Regions from separate parts of the Mus musculus genome. Here region 1 is linked to region 2. Evidence: chromatin loops called from intact Hi-C (ENCODE). Cell type or tissue: left cerebral cortex. All regions are shown on one strand. Each heading gives the region's core, and the rest is flanking DNA. Links, peaks and the distances in the headings are about the cores only.

Region 1 (8,335 bases), core at 55-8,054, 840 kb before region 2:
GGAATCATAGCCTACAGAAATGGAAGGCTTAGTGACTATATACTACCATATTAATTTAGGGAATCAACACATTTTGCCATATTTTATTAGAAAAATTCTGCCCTCAGGAAAACATATCTTCACCTATCAAGAAACGGATTGGGGTAGTGAGTAAATAAAAATAAGGCACTGAGCAAGTGCCAGAGTAAATGTATAGGTGTGGAGTGTGAGCACCAGATTCCTGCCCCATGTAAGTAGAAGTAGCAAACTTAGGGCCAGGAAGGCAATGAACGTTCAGAAATGTGGCACAGGCGCTGGTTATGAGAAACATTTTGTAACACTAGACTGGTCTAAATTATTTGAACATTAGTGTGTTTGAGTTCAAAGGCTAACATCTGCTTCAGTATAATAGCTTGACTAAAACATTCCATATACTCTGAAAGAAGGCAGTAGTGTAGAACATAAATACATGATTTAGAATGTGTGAAACGCTGAGTTTAAGACCCAGTATACCCAAAGCTGTGTCCTAAAAGGTCTTTAATCTGAAATACACAGATGAAGAAGTTCAAAGACAATTTTGTGGATTTGGTTCTCCTGCCTTATGTGAGTTCCAGGGAGCAAACTCAAGCCACAATCTTGGTCACCTAACATTTTTGAATTAATGAATTGTGATGACCAACGTTAACTTAGGACTATGTTCACTTCCTTTGTCTGGTGGTTATCCTGGATGTGCCAGTGCCTAAAATATTTCTGTGGGAAAATGTTCTTCATACAGTTCTTGAAACTAAAGCAGACAGTCTGTATTATTGACTGCTGATTCATTTGAGCTAAGTGCTTTATTCAATATGGCTTTGACAATGTCACAGCTACAACAGCAAATACAAGGCTGAGCCACACTTCTAGACTGAAGCACAATCAGCTGTCCAGTTTAGAACGGAACTCTTCTGCCTACTAAGAATCCATTGCCAAAGGCTTTGTTGATTCCCTAGCTACCTGTATGTTTTTAAACCTGTAGTTAATATCACTCATTTACTGATTTAATATCCTTCACAGCTGCTCACTGGTGAAGGCATTTACACAGATGCCCCCCACTTTTTAATAGACTTATTCTATCTATATTGGTGTTTTGCCTGTATGTATGTATGTATGTATGTATGTATGTACGTATGTTATATGTATGTCTGTACTGCATGTATGCAGTGCCCATGGAGCACAGAAGAGTGTGTTAGGTCCCTTGGAACTAAGTTACAGAAGGTTGTTAGCCTCCAAGTGGGAGCTGGGAATTGAACCTAGAAAGAGCAGTTGGTGCTCTTAACAGCTGAGCCATCTCTCCCACCCTAGGAAGATGATGTTTAAAACTATTAACTCATTCTTTCTTGTATTCCCATTGCCTTATGTGATGCTTGCACTCTTCTGCACACAGCCTATTCAAATTGGCTCTAATCTCTACACTTCCAAATATGTAACCCTCCTCTCCACTGGAGGTCTTTCTGAATGGGCTAAAGAATCAAGGTCAGGGTAGAAGAGAAGCCACGATACTAGGAAAGCCAACTCTCAGTGAAGCTAAGCAAGAGGAGTGATTTCTGTCTTGTCTGCTTCTGAAATCAAAATGGCATTTGTTTATGACCACTGCTTATAGCTTAGTCTTTGGTTACTTTTGTACTTCAGTCTCTCAGGGGCTGAGAAGTGATGGAAAATAAAAAGTTGATTTATCTTGGTCTCTTGGACTACTGTGAGTAACATCAGCACCAAGGACAGAGGTCCCCACTGCTTCAAATTTGGGGTGATTAGCTGCTTTTGCAGAAGATACAAGTTTCCAAGTACCCTGTATCTCCAGCTCCAAGGCATTCAGTACCCTTTTCTGAACTCCATAGTTACCTACACACACAGAGATATAATATTCATATACTTTAAAAACATTTTTAAAGTCGTCTCCTTGCTTTAGTGTAGGTCCAAACAGGTTCTTCCAGGTACTAGAGGGAAAGTGCTGTCCAGTATCCACACTCAGCTGAGTGGAGGGTTGGGAGATACTGTCTGCCCTGTGAGAAGACCACGTGGAACTCTTCAGCAAGCTGAAGAGACCTAATTGAACAGAGCTGTGAAAGTTGTAAGAAATCAATACAAATGGAGCATCAGGAAAGCACTGAAGGAATGCATCTCCATGTCTGTGCTCTGAGAAGGGAGGGTTACTTGGGATTCCTCATATTACTTACTTGAGGAAGCAGACTGGAATTCTGTGCCACGCTAAGCATTCATTTCCTTCCAAAATAACACATTTCAGGGACTATTAAGCAGGTCGCCTTATCTGCATCTAAATGCTCTTCCGTGCCTTCATGCAGAATTACTCTTAAAAAATGCTTTGAGATGTATTGTTTTGATGACTTTGAATGAATGAATCCTTGTTTGTAGTTTATTTGCTATGCAATCTTTGGTAAGTTATCTTTTGTGAGAATGACTTTCCTCCCAGAAAACTTTATAATATATAAAAAGTTTTTACTCAGCATTTGATCATATTGCTCCAAGAAAGATAACTCGCTTCAGGTTAATTAAGCTTTAGAGCTTAAAGCAAAATTTCTATCCTGCTTTCTATTTTAGAGGCTAACCACCAAGCAGTTGCCAGATGTTGAAGTCATAACAAGGCTCTTTCCAGAATCTACTGAAAATCTCTTACTTCTTTTTCACGTTTTTGGTTTTTGGCTTTGAGACTGGATCTTCCCATCTAGCCCAAGACGACCTTGGTTTCACGATCCTCCTGCTCCTATCCAAGATGCTGGGATCAGAGGTGTTCAATACCATACTCAACTCTTCTTTCACCATATTATTATTTAATTTGTATATCTTATTTGTGTTTGTATACAAGAAGGGGTAGTGCTGGGGATTGAACCCAAGGCCTTGTACATCATCACCTAATGAGCTACAGTCCCATCCCGCTCATTATATTTTTCTGTCGTACTACCATATATGTACCATATGCTGAAAACATAGAAGCAATTCAACCAAGAGTATTGCCACCATCATTATTCACTGTCTTTGGCCCTTGCAATACAAAAGTGTTGAATCTCTTTACAACTTTAACCTTTGCTTTGAAAAGTATCCGTAGCAAGGATATTGGAGTCTACCGTATTTTGGTTGCTTAATCTTGGCTATTTATCTTCGGGTTCAGTTTAATCTGGAACATGAAAATTGCAGTATCGACTACAGGGAAATATCTCAAAGATTAATTCACATAAAGGGCTTAGCAGAATAGAACCTATCAGGTTGTGAAAGTTCAATAAATATTACTCAGTTAAACAATCACAAAGACTTCAAGGTATTTCCCAGGATTTAGCTATTTTTCCTACTCATTCTCAAGCTCCATTCACGCACACACTTTCCCCCTCCAGTTTCTCCTTTTGGTTGCTGAAATACAAGAGTTCCTTTCTCCTTGGAGTTTTTAACAGTGTCGACCTCCCACCCTGCTTTCCACATCCCATCCAGTGGGCAGCTCTACAGCCACTCTGGCAGTCTCTTGGACTGACTGGGTGCAACCTACCGTGTCGCTGGGGCACCACGAGGGCTAGGGAATGTCCCGGCGTGCCAGTCACCTCGTGTACCAGGTAGTCTGGCACAAGTAGGCAGACTGCAAATTCCAGTAGACGCTCTAGAATTCAGAGCAGATGACAGGCTGGGCAACAGCGCGGAAGCTGGGGGAGCAAGAGTGGGCGGGGTCATGCGACGCTAAAGAACAGGCTTGAAGTGCTCTGGTACTGCGGACTGAACTTACGCAGCCGTCGCCGGAGTGGGGACCCTGCTCAGTGAAGAGAAGCGGGCCAGCCGAGGAAGCAGAGTTCGGCGGCGAGGGGCGGGGCCAGCTGAGGTAGGCGGATCTCTGGCGGGGCGGGCCGGGGCCGGCTGAGGTAGGCGGATCTCTGAGACGCTGGGTGGAGCCGGCTGAGGTAGGCGGATCTCTAGGCAGTGGGGCGGGGCCGGCAGGAAAGGCGGATCTTTCAGGCGCCGAGAGTAGCGTGCCTGGGCGGAGCCACCGCAGAGAAGGCCCCTCAATGGGCCGGCTAGAACCCAGGACCGGCGCGGCAAGGCGTGCCCGGAGCAGGAGGAGGTTCGCACAGGACGATCTGATCCTACTAGGATTTGGTCGGCCGCGCTCAGTTCCTCAGCTCGGGTGGCTCTGGTGGAGTCTGCGCGATGGGCGACCCGGAAAGGCCGGAAGCGGCCAGGCCGGAGAAGGGTGAGGTAAATGTCGCAGTCGCTTCATCCTCCACCCCTGGGTCACGCCCGGACTTTAGGTTGCTGCGAGTCAGTCGCAGGTCCGCTGTAGAGTAGTATTTTATTCGTCGCCGTCAGAAACACTGTGCAGGCCGAAAGGAAGCGCCCTCACCTCAGGCTAGTGTTGGGGAGTCGGGAAGGGCGAGCATGGACGCTGTGCTGCTCTGCTCAGGGCGGAGCAGGAACACTCAGGTCCCGGCTGAGGAAGTCTCCGTGTCCCCTTGTTCTCCAACCTCTGCTCTCCAGTCTTTCTTTTCTTGTCGGGAGCCCTGGCGGGTGAAAAAGGGCTGTGACGGATCTACGCAAGAGAGGTGAACCATCAGATGCAGTTGAGGAACTCGTGTGGAAACTGATGCAGGTGGATGAGGGGAGGAGATGACAGGTGAAGGGAGGACGAGAAACCCTTACAACGAATAAAAGACTGGGAGACCAGTTTTCCTCACACCGAACTTCTAACTGAATCTTCGGGGTGTCTCTTCATTTCAGTAGTGGAAGTGTTTCTTCCTTCACAAAGAATGAAGTGCTTTATGCAAAGTGTTTAATAAATCTAAAATTAACCCGTGCTAGCAGAAAGAAGTATGTAATAAGAGCAAACAAAAATTATACGGCTTTATAGTAATGTAAGTTGTTACTGTGTAATTCCAACTCCACATTTTGGAGACAAATATTCTAAACCATCTGGAATACAAGTAATACTTTTTTTTTTTTTTTTTTTTTTTTTTTTGGTATGTGAGCCTGTTTCTCTTTGTGGTGTCTTGAAGTTAATACTGTGGCAAGTTGGAAGGGGCCATAAAAGTTTGAGCCCACATATATTCATGCTTATACTGGCATTTCTAGACAAAGATGGAGGTTCTAAGTTGATTTTTATTCTGTAATCGTTTAATAATAAATTATGTCTATCCCTTAATTTTCCCCTTGAAACAAAGATACTCAGCACCAATTTCTCCTTTCCGGCAATATTTAGACTTCTCTGGTTTGCCAATGACACCAGGAATCATTCTGGCTTAACACCTGAAAGTTAACTTTTAAAAAAAAAAATTACTTTTAATTCATAAAGACAGAGCAAAGGTTTAGACCTAGAATAAATTTTAGTGAGTACTTTTTTTTTTTTTTTTTTTTTTAACGAATCCAAGAGTTTTTGAGATTCGGGATATCGTAAGCACTTTGTTTTTTAGTTTTTTATTTTTATTTTGGATATGATAGGGCAGTGCGGGCTATTTGTATCAGAAGCATGTGGAGTGATTAATAAAAACTAAATTACCAAGCCTACAACCTGCCTTTGTAACAGGCACTTCAGGTGATCTTAGCACAGTTGATTTAAGGGCCATCTTAAAGGGAAATAAATGAGGTTTATTAGTCTCCTAACATGTAGATTTTTTTCCGATATTCGAACACTTAAGCCAGAATGGCGTTCCTAAGACTCATTACTAGAACTAGGTTCAACTTTCCAAGTTGTTGCTTCTAGTACAGTGTTCCACCAGCTTTTTCAGATTTGTTGATTGATACAGGAATGAAATGGTACACACACACACACACACACACACACACACACACACACATACATAGTTGCAGCTGCATGCACATAAGTGAAAGAGACACAATAGACAACCACATTGGAGGCATGGAGAATGGCAGTCTAGGTTAAACCACTTCAGGTGCTTACTGGGGAATCATAAGCTAGGTTTTGTCTCAGATGACCAGAAACTAAGACAAAACTAAATGCACAAGTTTGGAAAAGATGGTGGAGTCTTGCTCAGGATTACCTACTCCCCAGCTTTATCTCAGGTTCTCATCACCTCACCTTGGTGCAGCTACAACTTAGTTGTCTCTCTCCTTTCAGTCTTCCCTGCCATCCAGTTTTGTTTACCATTGGCAAGTGTATCTTTCATTAATTTAGTGATTTGTTGTTACTTCCCATACTAATTCTACAAGAAAAAAAATTTTTTTCTCAAGGTCTCAATTCTCAATAAAAAAATAATAAGGCCCACTAGAAAAGCCCAGGTGTTTTTTATTCCAGTTTTCACATCTTAGTGCTCTAGTGTACTCATTTCCATTTCTGAAATTCATACAGTATATATTAGCAAAATCTTGTTTCTTTTTCTAATTCTTCCTGTATAGAATATCTGTCTTCCAGTTGCCACCTTTATTCATGTTAATTCCCATTCAGAAACTTCCTGATTCTCTATCCATAGGAATCATTTTATAATTAATCCCACAATGAATGCCAGCAGTTGGAAAATGAGATCAAAGAGAGTTACAATATGAGCTTCTGTATGCTACCACATCTTTGAAATTTTTTGCCCACAAAATTAATTTCCTACCCTCTTAGACTGATTGATATCAGAGTCTGGATCTTTTATAGATTTCTCTCATTGAGGCTTTAGCTAAATAAGATTACTCCTGCTTTTGTTTTTGTTTTTTGTTGCTGTTTTTTTTTTTTCCGTACATCCTTTCCAGTCAAGGGTTGTCTTCTCTACTATCTGCTCTTTATACATTAGCTTTCTCTTCCTTACTCCCTTGTCTGTCTGTCTGCCTGTCTTTCTTTCCTTCCTTCCATCCCTCTTTTCTTTTCTAGTCTGGACCTCACACATCCCAGGCTACCCTTCAGAGTTACTGTGTAGCTGAAGATGATGTAGAAATTCTCTATCGATCTTCTGGGCCTAGTTTATGTGGCACCGGGGATAGGACACTGGGTTGGTGCGTGGCAGACAGGTACTCTTGAGCAAGCACTCTTCCAAGTGAGCTACATCTCAAGCTCTAAAGGTTGGCATTCTTTAACATCCTCCAAGGCTATGTTCAGTTGTCTTTCTATTCCCCATAGGTTCTCTCTAGATAATCCAGTTCCTCGGCAATTTTAATAGGGTTACCATCACTCATGTGCCACAATGTTATATCTTCAGCTGCCTACTAGAAACATTAAACCTGAATTTGGGTTTTTTGTTTGTTTGGTTTTTTATTTGTTTGTTTGTTTTGGTTTTTCGAGACAGGGTTTCTCTATATAGCCCTGGCTGTCCTGGAACTCACTCTGGCTGGCCTTGAACTCAGAAATCTGCCTGTCTCTGCCTCCCAAATGCTGAGATTAAAGGCGTGTGCCACCACTGCCTGGCTGAATTTGTTATTTTTATTGACGTTTCACTTTATAGATTGTTGTAAGTGCGCTATGGCAGAAACACAGATAAACATGTTTGTGTCTGTTTACAATGTCAGAGTTTATTGAATGATAATAAATTTACAAGGTACAGCAGTTTCATTAACAGCAGTTTGCCAGATAACCCCGCCTTCTTTGGCCATCTGGCTGAAGAAAAGGTACATTTTGTTTAGATCTTAGTTATTAGTATTAACTCTCATATCACATAATGTAAGCAAACATTTCTCTATATATGTAGTTTACAGAATTAATATAAGTTAAAATGACTGAAAGAGTTCAAGATGGGTGGAGGCCAGTCAAGTAGGCCATGTCAACAGAAGGGACTAAGCTGAACTCAAGCCCCAGAGACAACCAAGAGATCTCTGCTTGTCAGTCCTTAACACACTTGTGAGAGCGCACGCACACACACACACACACACAGAAACACACGGCATGTACACCAAGTATCAGATGATAGGAGAGTATGGAGCCATTACCATCATGACTTTATGAAGTTCATGTGAGAGATTTATACTCCTTTAATCTGTTCTGTCTGATAAGTTCTGAGCCTTCGTTTCCTAATGAGATCTTAGTACTCTCAGTTACCATTACAGCCTCAGTTCACCTGATTTCTTCCAGGAATAAATCATTTGTCACTGTTAGACATGGGTAGTGCTAGACAGACAGTGATGTTTGCTTGTCCACCTAAGAGCACTGCCTTCCTCCATCCATAAGACTGAGTCAAAAGCTTCCTGTAAAGTGGGATCTCTCTGGGCACAGCCTAAACAAGCTACTTTCAGACATTATGGAGTAACTTAGGCTTAGGAAGCTTTCAACAATAGATTCTTTGTATTAACAGCTTCGAGTTAGTGGTGCTTGGGCTTAGTAGGATCAGTTGATTCAAGTTTTGTTAAACTAATTAGAGTGTGAAAAGTGATAAAATATTCATTTTATTTGAATATTCAG
Region 2 (8,335 bases), core at 129-8,128:
GAGAGAGAGAGAGAGAGTGTGTGTGTGGTGTGTGTGTGTGCATGTGGATGTGTGGGTGTGTGTGGGTGTGTGGGTGTGTGTGGGTGTGCACGAGCATGTGCACTAGAAGCCAACATATTATTCAAAACAACTTATTTCCCTGCTGTGTTCCCAGGCAGTGCTACGGAACTGAAACAGGACTGGAACTCTGCCCGCTGCCCTGCGAGACTTGGAGCACGTGTTCTCCACTCTCTGCAGAGACACATAAGTCTCATCTAAGGCTCCCTCTCATGAGGCCAGTGGAAAATGCATGGGTGTGACAGCATGTGCTCCTGGAATTGGTGTGTCATCAGAACAAGGAGAAAGTATGAGGAGGCGGGCGGAAGAGCACACAGGGATGTGTTGGTGGCCATTTCCCAGGCTTCTCAGGAGCAGACTGGCTGATTCTGTTACAGAGAGTTTCCTTGACTGCATGGCGATTTATATCTTCACTTCAGCTTCTGCCATGGAGAGCTCAATAAATCAGTGTGTGGTTTAATACAAGTTGCACACAAGGAACGGAATGAACGTTTATGACTGAGAAGGTAAACAAAAAGAGTCGAAGGCTTGGTGATCATACTTTGAAACTGCCATGCCGAGGACCAATTCCAACTTGAGGAGTGAAGGAGTGGCCCACAACTGTGGAGTGGGCAGAGAGGAGTCTCTCAGAATCCTGCTGGTGCTCCGCTGAGGAGCCTCCAAGTTGGGGGGTTGGAAGCAGATTGCTTTCTCCATTTTTCACTCTCCCCTCCACCCACAGCCACAGAATGTAGGCACAGAGGTGGTCTTAGAGTGGGTCCAGAGAGATGGCTCAGCAGTTAAGGACACTGGCAGCTCTTCCAGAGGATCGGGGTACAAATCCCAGCATCCACATGGTAGCTCACTGCAGTCTGTAATTCCAAGATCTTACACTCTCACATAGTCATACATGTAGGTAAAACACTAATGCACATACAAGAAAAGGTAAAATAATAATAATTATTATTTTATTAATAAAGATCCTAGAGTTAATTACTTTTTGATTCAGAGACACAAACACAAGGAAATGGCTATGTCTGTAAAGCAAGATGACCAGAGCTGAGAACTTGATCCCCCAGGATGTAGAGAAAATAAATGTCTTGGGGGTCAGAAGGTTAGGAAGTCAGAGTCCTTGGGAAACGGCATTTTTCACTTTCTCATCTGTGACACTTCAGATTTAAGCAGTCTTAAAACCTAGAATTGAAATAAATTGAACTTTGAAAGGTAAGTGAAGCCAGGTGGTGGTGGCGCACGCCTTTAATCCCAGCACTTGGGAGGCAGAGGCAGGTGGATTTCTGAGTTCGAGGTCAGCCTGGTCTACAGAGTGAGTTTCAAGACAGCCAGGACCACACAGAAAAAACCTCTCTCAAAAAAACCCAAAAAACCAAAACCAAACCAAACCAAAACAAACAAACAAACAAACAAAAAACAAAAAAACAAAAAAGGAGGAGAGGAGGAAGAAGAAGAGGAAGAAGAGATCTAGTCTACCAAAGCAAAACAAAAACAGTAGAAATCAACAGATTTTGGAATTAGACTTTTAATTACTTAACAGTGAAATGGGTTTTAAAATAGTGAATTTTTTTTTTTTTTTTTTTGATGATCTCTCTATGTAGTTCTGGCTGTCCTAAAACTCACCAGGCTGGCCTCAAACTCACAGAGATCCACCAACCTCTGCCTCCTGGATGCTAGGATTAAAGGCATGGGCCACCATGCTTGACCTTTAAAAAAAAAAAGTATGTATTCTATAGCATAATGGCATAGTATATGAACATAATTTAAAAGAGATATACAAACATGAAAACCTAGACACAATATTTAACTTTGCTAATGTTAACACAGGACATAAGTCAGCCTTCAACAGTCACTGCTCCTATCTGCACAGACTGCAGCCCCTGGGGGACCTTCCCTGTGGGGGCTCTGCAGCCATGATTCACTGTGGCACCATCTCCCTACAGCCTCGCCCATGTCCTGGAAGACGGCTGTTATCTTGCTTTGTGTCAGAACAAATACACTTCTTCATTAAGAGTTTTGCCTGAGCAGAGCAGAAGCAGTAGGTGTGTTTTGAAAGCGGCAAACTGCAATCCCACATTCCAGAAAAGGACCAAAGCTGCTTGAGGAAGAAAGGACTGTTTCAGCAAAGTTTACAGAGCATCGTGGAGATGGAACTCAAGGCAGGAACTGTGCAGAAGCCACGGAGGATGCTGCTTACTGGCTTGCTCCCATGGCTTCCTGTCGTATACCACCTGGAACCACCTGCCCAGTTCTTTAGCACAGACTGGAAGCCTCAGAGCTTTACACTGACATTGGTTTCAATAAAAGCCTCATAGTGGATGGTACCACGGTAGAAATGCCTGTGTGTGTGTGAGGGGGGAGTTCACATGGAAAGAGAGGAGGCAAGGGGTAGCTGAGAAAACGGAACTTTTTAAGGAACACTTCCTTCAACGTAGTCTGTAAGGAGGGACTCAGCCCCGTCTGCTGAGAAAGAGCCCATCTATTCACAGGGGCAGGTACCCGTGTCCTCAGATACTCCTTGTGTGATGCCAGCACTGTTGCACTGGGAACTGAGTTTCAGCGTGTGTTCTAGAGGGGTCAGACACACATCTGATGACAGGAATTAGTCTCTACAGGTCACACTATATCAGAGAATATGTGTATGTTAGGACATAGGGTTTACAGACAATCAGAATGCACAGGAAGGAGTAAGAAGGCTCCTCCATGGGAGGTAGGTCCTGACAACGGCCATGACCAAGACCTGTGAGGGAGTAAGTCTCATTTCCAATGGACAAGAAATAGTTCAGTGAGTTAAGAAGAGAGCCCCGGGAGAAGTCTTCGACAATAGAGTCTTTAGTGCCTGATAAACATGATATTCCAAACCTGTTGGACAAGTCAGATTAGTGAGGGGGAAAAAATGTGGGAAAGCTAACTGTCTGTTTAGAAATGAGAACACTTCACAGAACCCAGTTCTCCCTTCGTTCCTCATACAAAAGTAAACACTAAAATAAGACTGGTGTTCAATTGTTTGTTGGACTGTAGAAGTAGCACTCGGGAGGCAGAGGTAGGCGGATTTCTGAGTTTGAGGCCAGCCTGGTATACAAAGTGAGTTCCAGGACTGCCTGGGCTACACAGAGAAACCCTGTCTCGAAAAAACTAAAAAAAAGCCGGACGTGGTGGCACACGCCTTTAATCCCAGCACTCGGGAGGCAGAGGCAGGCAGATTTCTGAGTTCGAGGCCAGCCTGGTCTACAAAGTGAGGTCCAGGACAGCCAGGGCTATACAGAGAAACCCTGTCTCGAAAAACAAAAAAACAAAACAAAAACAAAAAGTACAAACATAAGATATAATACAGAATGATGTAGCAAAACGCAAGACCCAAGACTGTGAGGCAAGCGCTGATACGTGCTTAACCGACCGACTGAGTGTCGGAACTCTGGGATGCTGCCTGCCCACACCATGCTCTCCCGAGGACACGCTGAGCAGCCGTCCGCTGGGGCAGAGATAGCACACAGGGTGAGCCGCCTTGCAAACTTTCTTATAAAACACAATGCACTCCTGTTATATAATCCAACAACTGTGTTCTGGGGTGTTTTCTCAAAGATGTTAAAAACATATCCATTACAAAGTCTGTACCCAAATGTTTGTAAAAGCAGTTTGTACTTAAAGTTATCTAAACAGGGAAGCAACTGAGAGGTCCTTTAAAAGATGAATAGTTAATGAACGAGGGTCCATCCCCACAGTAAAATATTACTCACCACGAGAAAGAAATGAGCTGTCAGAACATGGGTAGAAGGGGGAAGGGAACACAGAAAGAGCTAAGCTCACCAGACTGAAATGCTATTTCCCAGCCGACTCCGGCGCGGAGGACAGTGTGTGGACAGATTGTGATGGGCAGGCAGAAGGGCAATAGAAGGGAATCGAAGTGCCGAGTGTGACCCGGTCAGGGCAGCAAAGACCTTGAGTGCCAAGTCACAAAACCCACAAGTCAATATTGACGCACCAGGGAAGACTCTGACTTCTCCCTTGATGGACCTGCCACTTCTGGGTATTGGCTGATGACTGAGCAAGGCCAGCTAAAGGGCGTCCCCTAGTGGCAGGTTTTGGAGTCTCTGGTTGCATCAAAGCGGAAAATTCCAAAACTCTTCAAGAATGCAGTCAAACTAGGAATGTGGATAGTGAGTGATGCAAGCATGTAGCTGGTTCCACATAGGAAAGGCCAATGAGCAAAGGCCCTCACTGGAAGACACCGCCTGGAACCTTGGCCTGCGCAGTTAGGAAGAGACAAGGTCCAGCAGCTTCCCCTCGGCAGGGTTGGTGGATTCTGCTCCTCCATGTAGCTCAGATGCTTAGCGTCTGGCCTCACAGACACGCCCATTTGTGTATAGGCAAATTTCCAAGTCTAAGACATAACTAGTAGATCTTGATGGACATCATAGGGTTAAAACTCTTCAGAACCCATCAGTGCAGCCAACTCAAAGGCATCAAAATTTACAGCAAAAGCCACGCTCTGAAGTCATTGCTACAAAGAAGCGTTCTTTTTTTTTAATTAGGTATTTTCCTCGTTTACATTTTCAATGCTATCCCAAAGGTCCCCCATACCCACCCACACCCAATCTCCTACCCACCCACTGCCCCTTTTTGGCCCTGGTGTTCCCCTGTACTGGGGCATATAAAGTTTGCAAGTCCAATGGGCCTCTCTTTGCAGTGATGACCGACTAGGCCATCTTTTGATACATATGCAGCTAAAGACAAGAGCTCCCGGGTACTGGTTAGTTCATATTGTTGTTCCACCTATAGGGTTGCAGTTCCCTTTAGCTCCTTGGGTAATTTCTCTAGCTCCTCCATAAGGGGCCCTGTGACCCATCCAATAGCTGACTATGATCATCCACTTCTGTGTTTGCTAGGCCCCGGCATAGTCTCACAAGTGAGAGCTATATCTGGGTCCTTTCAGCAAAATCTTGCTAGTGTATGCAATGGTGTCAGCATTTGAAAGCTGATTATGGGATGGATCCCTGCATATGGCAATCACTAGATGGTCCATCCTTTCGTCACAGCTCCAAATTTTGTCTCTGTAACTCCTTCTATGGATGTTTTGTTCCCATTTCTAAGAAAGGGTAGAATGTCCACACTTTGGTCTTCGTTCTTCTTGAATTTCATGCGTTTGGCAAGTTGTATCTTATATCTTGGGTATCCTAAGTTTCTGGGCTAATATCCACTTATCAGTGAGTACATATTGTGCGAGTTCCTTTGTGATTGGGTTACTTCACTCAGGATGATACCCTCCAGGTCCATCCATTTGCCTAGGAATTTCATAAATTCATTTTTTAATAGCTGAGTAGTATTCCATTGTGTAAATGTACCACATTTTCTGTATCCATTCCTCTGTTGAGGGACATCTGGGTTCTTTCCAGCTTCTGGCTATTATAAATAAGGCTGCTATGAACATAGTGGAGCATGTGTTCTTCTTACCGGTTGGGACATCTTCTGGATATATGCCCAGGAGAGGTATTGCAGGATCCTCCGGTAGTACTATGTCCAATTTTCTGAGGAACCGCCAGACTGATTTCCAGAGTGGTTGTACAAGCTTGCAATCCCACCAACAATGGAGGAGTGTTCCCCTTTCTCCACATCCTCGCCAGCATCTGCTGTCACCTGAGTTTTTGATCTTAGCCATTCTGACTGGAGTGAAGTGGAATCTCAGTGTTATTTTGATTTGCATTTCCCTGATGATTAAGGATGTTGAACATTTTTTCAGGTGCTTCTCTGCCATTCGGTATTCCTCAGGTGAGAATTCTTTGTTCAGCTCTGAGCCCCATTTTTTAATGGGGTTATTTGATTTTCTGGAGTCCACCTTCTTGAGTTCTTTATATATATTGGATATTAGTCCCCTATCCGATTTGGGATAGGTAAAGATCCTTTCCCAATCTGTTGGTGGCCTTTTGTCTTATTGACGGTGTCGTTTGCTTTGTAGAAGCTTTGCAATTTTATGAGGTCCCATTTATCGATTCTTGATCTTACAGCACAAGCCATTGCTGTTCTATTCAGGAATTTTTCCCCTGTACCCATATCTTCAAGGCTTTTCCCTACTTTCTCCTCTATAAGTTTCAGTGTCTCTGGTTTTATGTGGAGTTCCTTAATCCACTTAGATTTGACCTTAGTACAAGGAGATAGAAATGGATCAATTCGCATTCTTCTACATGATAACCACCAGTTGTGCCAGCACCATTTGTTGAAAATGCTGTCTTTTTTCCACTGGATGGTTTTAGCTCCCTTGTCAAAGATCAAGTGACTATAGGTGTGTGGATTCATCTCTAGGTCTTCAATTCTGTTCCATTGGTCTACTTGTCTGCCACTATACCAGTACCATGCAGTTTTGATCACAATTGCTCTGTAGTACAGTTTTAGGTCCAGCATGGTGATTCCACCAGAGGTTCTTTTATCCTTGAGAAGAGTTTTTGCTATCCTCGGTTTTTTGTTATTCCAGATGAATATGCCAATTGCCCTTTCTAATTCGTTGAAGAATTGAGTTGGAATTTTGATGGGGATTGCATTGAATCTGTAGATTGCTTTTGGCAAGATGGCCATTTTTACAATGTTGATCCTGCCAATCCATGAGCATGGGAGATCTTTCCATCTTCTGAGATCTTCTTTAATTTCTTTCTTTAGAGACTTGAAGTTCTTATCATACAGATCTTTCACTTCCTTAGTTAGAGTCACGCCAAGGTATTTTATATTATTTGTGACTATTGAGAAGGGTGTTGTTTCCCTAATTTCTTTCTCAGCCTGTTTATTCTTTGTATAGAGAAAGGCCATTGACTTGTTTGAGTTTATTTTATATCCAGCTACTTCACCGAAGCTGTTTATCAGGCTTAGGAGTTCTCTGGTGGAATTTTTAGGGTCACTTATATATACTATCATATCATCTGCAAATGTGATATTTTGACTTCTTCCTTTCCAATTTGTATCCCCTTGATCTCCTTTTGTTGTCTAATTGCTCTGGCTAGGACTTCAAGTACAGTGTTGAATAGGTAGGGAGGGAGTGGACAGCCTTGTCTAGTCCCTGATTTTAGTGGGATTGCTTCCAGCTTCTCGCCATTTACTTCGATGTTGGCTATTGGTTTGCTGTAGATTGCTTTTATCATGTTTAGGTATGGGCCTTGAATTCCTGATCTTTCCAAGACTTTTATCATGAATGGATGTTGGATTTTGTCAAATGCTTTCTCAGCATCTAACGAGACGATCATGTGGTTTTTGTCTTTGAGTTTGTTTATATACTGGATTACATTGATGGATTTCCGTATATTGAACCATCCCTGCATCCCTGGGATGAAACCTACTTGGTCAGGATGGATGATTGTTTTGATGTGTTCTTGGATTCGGTTAGCAAGAACTTTATTGAGGATTTTTGCATCGATATTCATAAGGGAAATTGGTCTGAAGTTCTCTATCTTTGTTGGGTCTTTTTGTGGTTTAGGTATCAGAGTAATGGTGGCTTCATAAAATGAGTTGGGTAGAGTACCTTCTACTTCTATCTTGTGGAATAGTTTGTGAAGAACTGGAATTAGATCTTCTTTGAAGGTCTGATAGAACTCTGCACTAAACCCATCTGGTCCTGGGCTTTTTTTGACTGGGAGACTATCAATAACCGCTTCTGTTTCCTTAGGGGATATGGGACTGTTTAGATGGTCAACTTGATCCTGACTCAACTTTGGTACCTGGTATCTGTCCAGAAATTTGTCCATTTCGTCCAGGTTTTCCAGTTTTGTTGAGTACAGCCTTTTGTAGAAGGATCTGATGGTGTTTTGGATTTCTTCAGGATCTGTTGTTATGTCTCCCTTTTCATCTCTGATTTTGTTAATTAGGATGCTTTCCCTGTGCCCTCTAGTGAGTCTGGCTAAGGGTTTATCTATCTTGTTGATTTTCTCAAAGAACCAGCTCCTTGATTGGTTGATTCTTTGAACAGTTCTTCTTGTTTCCACTTGGTTGATTTCACCCCTGAGTTTGATTATTTCCTGCCTTCTACTCCTCTTGGGTGAATTTGCTTCCTTTTCTTCTAGACGTTTTAGGTGTGTTGTCAAGCTGCTAATGAGTGCTCTCTCTAGTTTCTTTTTGGAGGCACTCAGAGCTATGAGTTTTCCTCTTAGGAATGCTTTCATTGTGTCCCATAAGTTTGGATATGTTGTGGCTTCATTTTCATTAAACTCCAAAAAGTCCTTAATTTCTTTCTTTATTCCTTCCTTGACCAAGGTATCATTGAGAAGAGTGTTGTTCAGTTTCCACGTGAATGTTGGCTTTCTATTATTTA

Evidence for each region. Hi-C counts contacts between places; a loop is a spot of excess contacts. Peaks named below come from ENCODE experiments on the same cell type or tissue, not always from the same donor. Only the 100,000 strongest peaks of a DNase experiment are listed, where the experiment ranks them.
Region 1: a loop joins it to region 2, with 3 times the contacts of the local background. A loop is called at or near these places in 2 of 42 quality-filtered maps.

The regions. Positions count from the first base shown.
Region 1 is chr15:37,956,718-37,965,052 of GRCm38, reverse strand. Rrm2b (ribonucleotide reductase M2 B (TP53 inducible)) reads left to right here and starts at 3,998. Exons shown (of 9, transcript NM_199476.1): 1 at 3,998-4,209. The coding sequence starts at 4,162. Gm49085 (a long non-coding RNA gene) reads right to left here and starts at 3,895. Exons shown (of 2, transcript XR_003951596.1): 1 at 3,512-3,895. In left cerebral cortex, for the core only: no CTCF peak of the experiment used is centred there; DNase peaks (open chromatin) are centred at 2,828 and 3,976; H3K4me3 peaks cover 1,850 bases; H3K27ac peaks cover 1,347 bases.
Region 2 is chr15:37,116,414-37,124,748 of GRCm38, reverse strand. Gm41302 (a long non-coding RNA gene) reads left to right here. Exons shown (of 3, transcript XR_875170.3): 3 at 155-722. Among named protein-coding and RNA genes, the nearest start is that of Gm41301, 15 kb to the left of the region's middle. In left cerebral cortex, for the core only: a CTCF peak has its summit at 4,118 (motif pointing left); DNase peaks (open chromatin) are centred at 267, 649, 2,115 and 4,118.